Regions from separate parts of the Homo sapiens genome. Here region 1 is linked to region 2. A link is a contact called in ENCODE Hi-C or POLR2A ChIA-PET data. All regions are on one chromosome and are shown on one strand. Each heading gives the region's core, a stretch centred on a gene start or an enhancer-like site at or near the end of the contact. The rest is flanking DNA. Distances are from core to core; before and after follow the strand shown. Region 1 overlaps ZSWIM6 (zinc finger SWIM-type containing 6). Region 2 overlaps ZSWIM6 (zinc finger SWIM-type containing 6).

Region 1 (2,996 bases), core at 340-2,839, 110 kb after region 2:
AGACATTTGAGAATGTGTTTAGGTAGTTGAAATTTCAGGCTGACTTTTTAAAACTAACCTTTGGCTATATATAGGAAAAGGCAAATGACTTTTATTTTTCTGCCTCACATGGAAGTTCCCTTGCCATTTGAGATTTCCCTATGTTCATAATTCATTAATCCCATCTATCCAGGCAATATCTGGTGAGCATCTGTTATGTACCATTATGTTCTGGGAGCCAAAAATGAATAAAATCAATCTACACCCTCAAGCAGTTTGTAGTCTGCTGGAATGACAGACTTAAAAATGCTTATAACTAAAATATTTTATGTGCAGGACTAGGGTTTTTAAGCTAAAAGGCTGCTTTTTAAATTGTGAAATATAAAGTACATGTAGAACAATGCATAAAACATGTCAACAGTTAAACAGATAGTTATGGGATTATACTTTGTGTATTTTTATGTTTGCTTCTTTTATTCAACATTCTGTGGTTCATCTGTGTTGCTTGTAGCATCATCATTACTGTAGCATACTTTATTTGTTCTACTGTTGGTGGACATTACTGTTGCTTCCAGTTTTTGGCTATCATTAACAATGATGCTAAGAGTGTTCTTGATTATTTGTCTTGGTATGTTTGTGCACGCACCAATAATATATATCTAGGAATGGAATCGTTGGGTCATAGAGAATATACGTAGCTTTTAAGTTTACTAGATAAGTGATTTTCCAATTTAAAAAGACCTTTGAAACGTTTTTCTACATTGGTGGTTTTTAAAGTTATCTATTTTCTCATGGAATTTGGTTTTCTCATGAGAATAAGGTAGGAATGGTTGTATGTTGCTAATATGTAGTTCAAGTGCCCTTTCTACCTAATCTGGATTGCCAGGAATATGCTTGAAATGCCAAATCATGACTTAGTATTTTACTGTGGTAATTGGAGTAGTCTTTGACACATCAGGAAGTATGGGAATATGGGAAAGATCTTTGAGAGTGGAAACTATACCACAGTTTTGTTTAGTGCTAGGTAGGAAAGGTGAAAAAAAAAGCGCGAGAGTATATTAAGTATACAAAAAGCTTAGTGGTTTTAAAATGTTAAGCTCACATTTGGAAGTGTAATTCTATTTTAATCTCTTTCCTAATGGAGGAAGAAAGATGACTGATGTGGTAGGGTAATCTTGTTTGAAAAATTGACAACTCTGGCATACGGCCCAGATCTCTTTTCAGATTTTGTGTGAAAAAGAAAAATGGCAGCCTCTTAGTGCTATTCATTGGTGTAAAAAAAAAAAAAAAAAAAAAAGATATGGTTGAACCTAAGGGTGAAGTGCTAACTCTTCATATAGTAGGAGAGTAGATTAAAAGAGTTAGTGGATATTTCACATAATCAATGTCTCTTACCTTCCCAGACAGGAGAAAGAATGTCATGAGTATTAAAATAATTAGCAGAGCATTAAAGATACCAGGGACATTTAACTTACTTCTTGGCCTCCAAATTCATAAGAAATATGAAGGGTTAAATAAACCTTGCTTTTAAAAATACCTTTTCCCCACAGGTCTATGTGAGAACTGAATTTACAGGGTGCTTGGAGTTTCCTTTTGCTATTCAAAACATGTTAGAGCATGAATGTTTGGGGCGTTCAGGCCCTAAGCTATGTTGGTTGAGTGAAAGGGGAATTTTCTGTTCTATTCAACCAATTCAGGGAACATTTAATGCGTGCCAGCCATGTGCCTGGTCCTGGTAGGTACTGGGGACACAAAGATGAATAAAACAGCTTACAGTCCACTGGAACAGACAGGCATATAAACAATTCACTATAGTGTTGTGTGCTAAGGGCTATAATAGCGATCTGCAGAAAGTACTTTGGTCCACAAAAGAGACAACAAATACTTTTTTGTGTGTGGGGCTGATGAGGTTCTAGGTAACAGTGGCCTTTCGCTGTGTTGAGAAACAAACTTGAAATAGATCATACAGGTAACTAGGGACTTACAGAGAGAGGAGAAGGGGCATATTTGGCAGAGGAAATTGCATGAGCTAAGAGATTTATATTGTTCATCTAGATTAGAGATAATCTACATGAGATTATATTATGTATAAAAATTAAAATCTCCGGCAGTTTAGGCAGTGGGTCAAAGTTCGAAGTTGATAGACTTGATAGCTTTTCCTTTTTTTCTCTCAGCCAAGGATTGGTAATTAGGCAGACTCAACTTGAGCCTGTCCTGGATGTGAGGATAGCTTTATGGTTAGTCTCCGGCCAGTTCATCTCCCTTCCTTTAGAGCTACTTATTAAATGCTTAAATATAAATCATCTGTGTTTAGGAGTGATAAGGAAGAGCTTAATAAGCTCAATCTTTGCCTTATAGGGTGGTGGTTTTCAATCCTCCCCCTATATATTAAGCACAATTGCAAAAAATAAATGTATACATTTGAATATTACTATCAGAAATAAAATAATGGTGGACATAACCTTAAAAATTATCTAGTCTGTCTCCTGCATTCCTATATGTAGGAAATTAAGGCTTAATTGGTTAAATGACACAGCCCATCTTGTAGCCTAGGGCCAGGTACGGATGCGGAGTGTGCAAGGGTTCTGTGACTGCCCAGGCTTATTCCTGTAGTTAAGACTCAATTTCTATATGCCCATGGTTTGAGTATATCACAGGTTAGCCTTCTCACATTTACTGCAATTATGGTTTAGCGAACTTATCTGTTTGACTGAGTTAGAGGCAACATGGTATAGCAGAGTCCGATGAACTGCCACCTTACAGTGTTTGGTCTAGGTGCTGCTGCTGTCCACACAGAAAGCCTATCACTGAGACAGTAAGTATTACGAGGGAAGAAGACTTTATTTGGGTGCTGCTACTGAAGAGATAGGAGATCAGTCTCAAGTCCACCTTTCTGATGGACTAAAATTAAGGGTTTATGTAGCAGAGAAGAAATGTAACCATGTGTGGGAAAATAGGAATTAGCGAGGGGTAAGGAAGAGGAGTTGGTCAACAGAAAGCAGGTGGTCAGTTAGCCA
Region 2 (2,948 bases), core at 85-2,584:
CCTTTCAGTTTTCTGTCACCCTCCGAAAAGGAGAAACCAAACAAAAGAGTCTCTTTCTTTTCAGGGCTTGTAAAGTAGAATATATTTGACAAAGGCGAGAGAAGGACTTGTGATTTAGAGCTGCACAGCCTTCCTTTCTCTGACAGATCCTGAGAGTTTTCTCAAATACCTTAGTTTAAAAGTGTCTCCTGTTCCCCCTCCCCTAAAATGTTCTTTTTCCCCTGTCCAGATCTTTTTCAGCCATAGCGATGGGAATGTTTGAGCCAGACTGAAAAGAACAATGCTGTAGTGAAACTTCCCATTTTTTTCTCCTGATTGCAAATGGCATATTTTCTGACCCCCTCCCATGTTAGTGTACTTGAAATTGTAGCATGGTGAACCCGGCACCGAATGAATGGGGATAGATTTGGACGCATCTCTATCTCTTTGATTGTTAACTTAATCCTTTTTCTCTTTCTGTAGTCAGTTCCTTTTATCCTTCTTTTCTTTGGAAGTGGGGTGGGGGTCTGGATAGGGTCCCCAAGAAAGAATTAAGATTTGTTTTAATCCTGTCTGGTTAATTTGAATTCTAATGCCATCTGCAAACGTGGTTTTCTGCATGGTCATTTATTTCCAAAGGCAGCCCCCAGTGTTGCCTTTTCTATGTTGGGCACTCTTTCCTTCTGTCTAGAGGGGGTTTAGCTTTTGAGGCTATTCATCTATCCTTTTTTCCTTAAAACAAATCTAATTAACATTCTTCCTAGTTATACCTTTTTTTTTGTTTGTTTGTCTGTTTCCTGCCGGTTAGCGATGGATGGAAGCACATCTATGGCTTCTCAGTATAACAAACTAGAGTCTGCGAATTTTTATGGCTTGGCTGGCAATGTTGAGGGTTTTTTTTTTTTTCCCCCTCCCTCTCCCTGTGCTTGACTCCGCTTGCAAGCAATGAGGAATGACAGGAGAGCGCATAGGGAGGGTTTCTTGGCTGATTGCATTTAAGCCAGGAATTCACTGTGAAAATAAAGCCAAGGGGCGATAAATAAAAGAGGCAATCTTCTCTAGGAGACAGACACACAGCGTGGGCTTTGCCTGCTTTCATCAGTGGAAGAGGCCTGGGTGAGTAGTTGTAAAAGAAAATAGTAACTTTTTGAATAGTCCCCAAAGGGGAAGAGGCCACTGAATGGAATTGGCAGTGGTTGACGTGAAGTGGTGTGATGTTTCTCGTGTAGACTGAAGAGTTGACCACCACTTCAGAAACACATACGTGCTAAACAAGTGCTATACAAATTGTGGAAAATATTCTTTTTTCGCCTCTGAGTTCTGCCATTTGCCTTAACTTCGAAGTTGTATTACTTGTTGTGCCAGTCAGCTTTAGAGATGGAAGGCTGTTAAATGCCTGGCAGCTGGCACTGAGAGATAGAACACTTATGATCAGGGTTCCCCCCACCTCCCTTTATGGGGAACAGAGAGAGGGTGGCTAGATTAACCATTTAATTTAGCTTCAAGTAGTGGTTTGAATTGATATGCTAACTTGAAAGGCTTATTTTATAATTTTGATTTGAGGTAGAACGCTTTTGTTTGTTTCAGTTTCTTAAAATGGAAAAGAACAGAATACTTTGTTGATAGCACCATAAAGCAGTTTTCTGGTATTGCAAAATTACAAGTGTACAGAAAGTATTCATTGACTTTTGTAGAGATGACTAAATTATAGCTACAATAGGGAAAATCTAGTTGTTGGACTTTATTTTACATTTATGCTGTTGATAGTTTAAGGATTGAGGGGTTTGTTAGAAATTAAACCTATTGGTAGTTACTGTTTCTCAACTTCTATATTTTAAAAAGAAATTTAAGGGAAAAAAATAAACCTTTGTTATAGTAGTTGTAAGCAATATTTAATTGGCACAGAGCTTGCTCATCAGTTGATTATAGGAAAATTTTAGAGAAAGAGTAGTTGGCTTATTTTTGTTAAGTAATTTATATTGCCGGGCACGGTGGCTCACACCTGTAATCCCCGAACTTTGGGAGGTTGAGGTGGGTGGATCGCTTGAGCTCAGAAGTTCTAGACCAGACTGGGCAACATGGTTAAACCCTGTCCCTACCAAAAATAGAAGAACTTAGCCAGGCATGGTGGTACGCATCTGTGGTCCCAGCTACTTGGGAGGCTGAGGTGGAAGGATCACTTGAGCCCAGGAGGCAGAGGTTGCGGTGAGCTAAGATCGTACCATTGCACTCCAGCCTGGGTGACGGAGTAAGACTCCATCTCAAAAAAGAAAAGAAGAATTGATATTGATATTGGAAGGGAGCTGCCTCTATAGGTGCTGGTATATAAGTATTATCGACATCATTTAAGTAATGATTTAGAAGTTACATAAAAAAAAAATTTCCCCAAGTTATTTTCTGGCGAAGAGCTTCCCTGGTATGACCTGAAACTCAAACTTGGAAAAGAGATAAATTTAATTGGATAAAAATCAAAAGGGCCGGGCGCAGTGAGTCGCGCTTGTAATCCCAGCACTTTGGGAGGCTGAGGTGGGTGGATCATTTGAGGTCAGGAGTTCGAGAGCAGCCTGGCCAACATGGCAAATCTTCGTCTCTACCAAAAAATACAAAAATTAGGCATCGTGGCACATGCCTGTAATCTCAGCTACTTGGGAAGCTGAGGCAGAAGAATGGCTTGAACCCGGGAAGCGGAGGTTGCAGTGAACTGAGATCGCATCATTGCACACTCCAGCCTGCGCAACAGACTGAGACTCTGTCTCAAGAGGAAAAAAAAATCAAAAAGTTTCTGTAGGGCTGAAAACACTACAAATCAAATTTAGCAGTTAATTGGGCCAAATATTTACAGCACATTGGACCAAAGGTTGGTAGAAAACTTACAAAAATTGTCAAGAAGAGAGATGGATAACCCAATAGGAAAATGGGCAGCACATTTCAGAGAGGAAGACATGTAGATGGCCGGTAAACATACTCAT

The links. A loop is a pair of places that touch in the nucleus more often than their neighbours do. ChIA-PET counts read pairs that join two places held with the same protein, here RNA polymerase II (POLR2A). Pooled maps may share reads with other maps.
Region 1: a map of mesothelial cell of epicardium shows a loop between it and region 2 (12-fold over the local background). The contact joins two enhancer-like sites. A Hi-C loop is called at or near these places in 4 of 168 maps with a recorded cell type or tissue (dorsolateral prefrontal cortex, mesothelial cell of epicardium, posterior cingulate gyrus and 1 more) and 3 of 50 pooled maps. POLR2A ChIA-PET finds 5 or more read pairs at or near these places in 6 of 52 experiments (A673, BJ, HEK293 and 3 more).

The regions. Positions count from the first base shown.
Region 1 is chr5:61,439,107-61,442,102 of GRCh38, forward strand. The region is part of intron 1 of ZSWIM6 (zinc finger SWIM-type containing 6); the gene reads left to right. Among named protein-coding and RNA genes, the nearest start is that of ZSWIM6, 110 kb to the left of the region's middle. Within about 2 kb of position 1,590, at least 2 of the 41 ENCODE cell types and tissues checked have a DNase peak (open chromatin) inside an H3K27ac peak, as active enhancers do.
Region 2 is chr5:61,334,022-61,336,969 of GRCh38, forward strand. All of the region lies in intron 1 of ZSWIM6 (zinc finger SWIM-type containing 6), which reads left to right. Among named protein-coding and RNA genes, the nearest start is that of ZSWIM6, 3.2 kb to the left of the region's middle. RefSeq lists a silencer at 1-11. Within about 2 kb of position 1,335, at least 2 of the 41 ENCODE cell types and tissues checked have a DNase peak (open chromatin) inside an H3K27ac peak, as active enhancers do.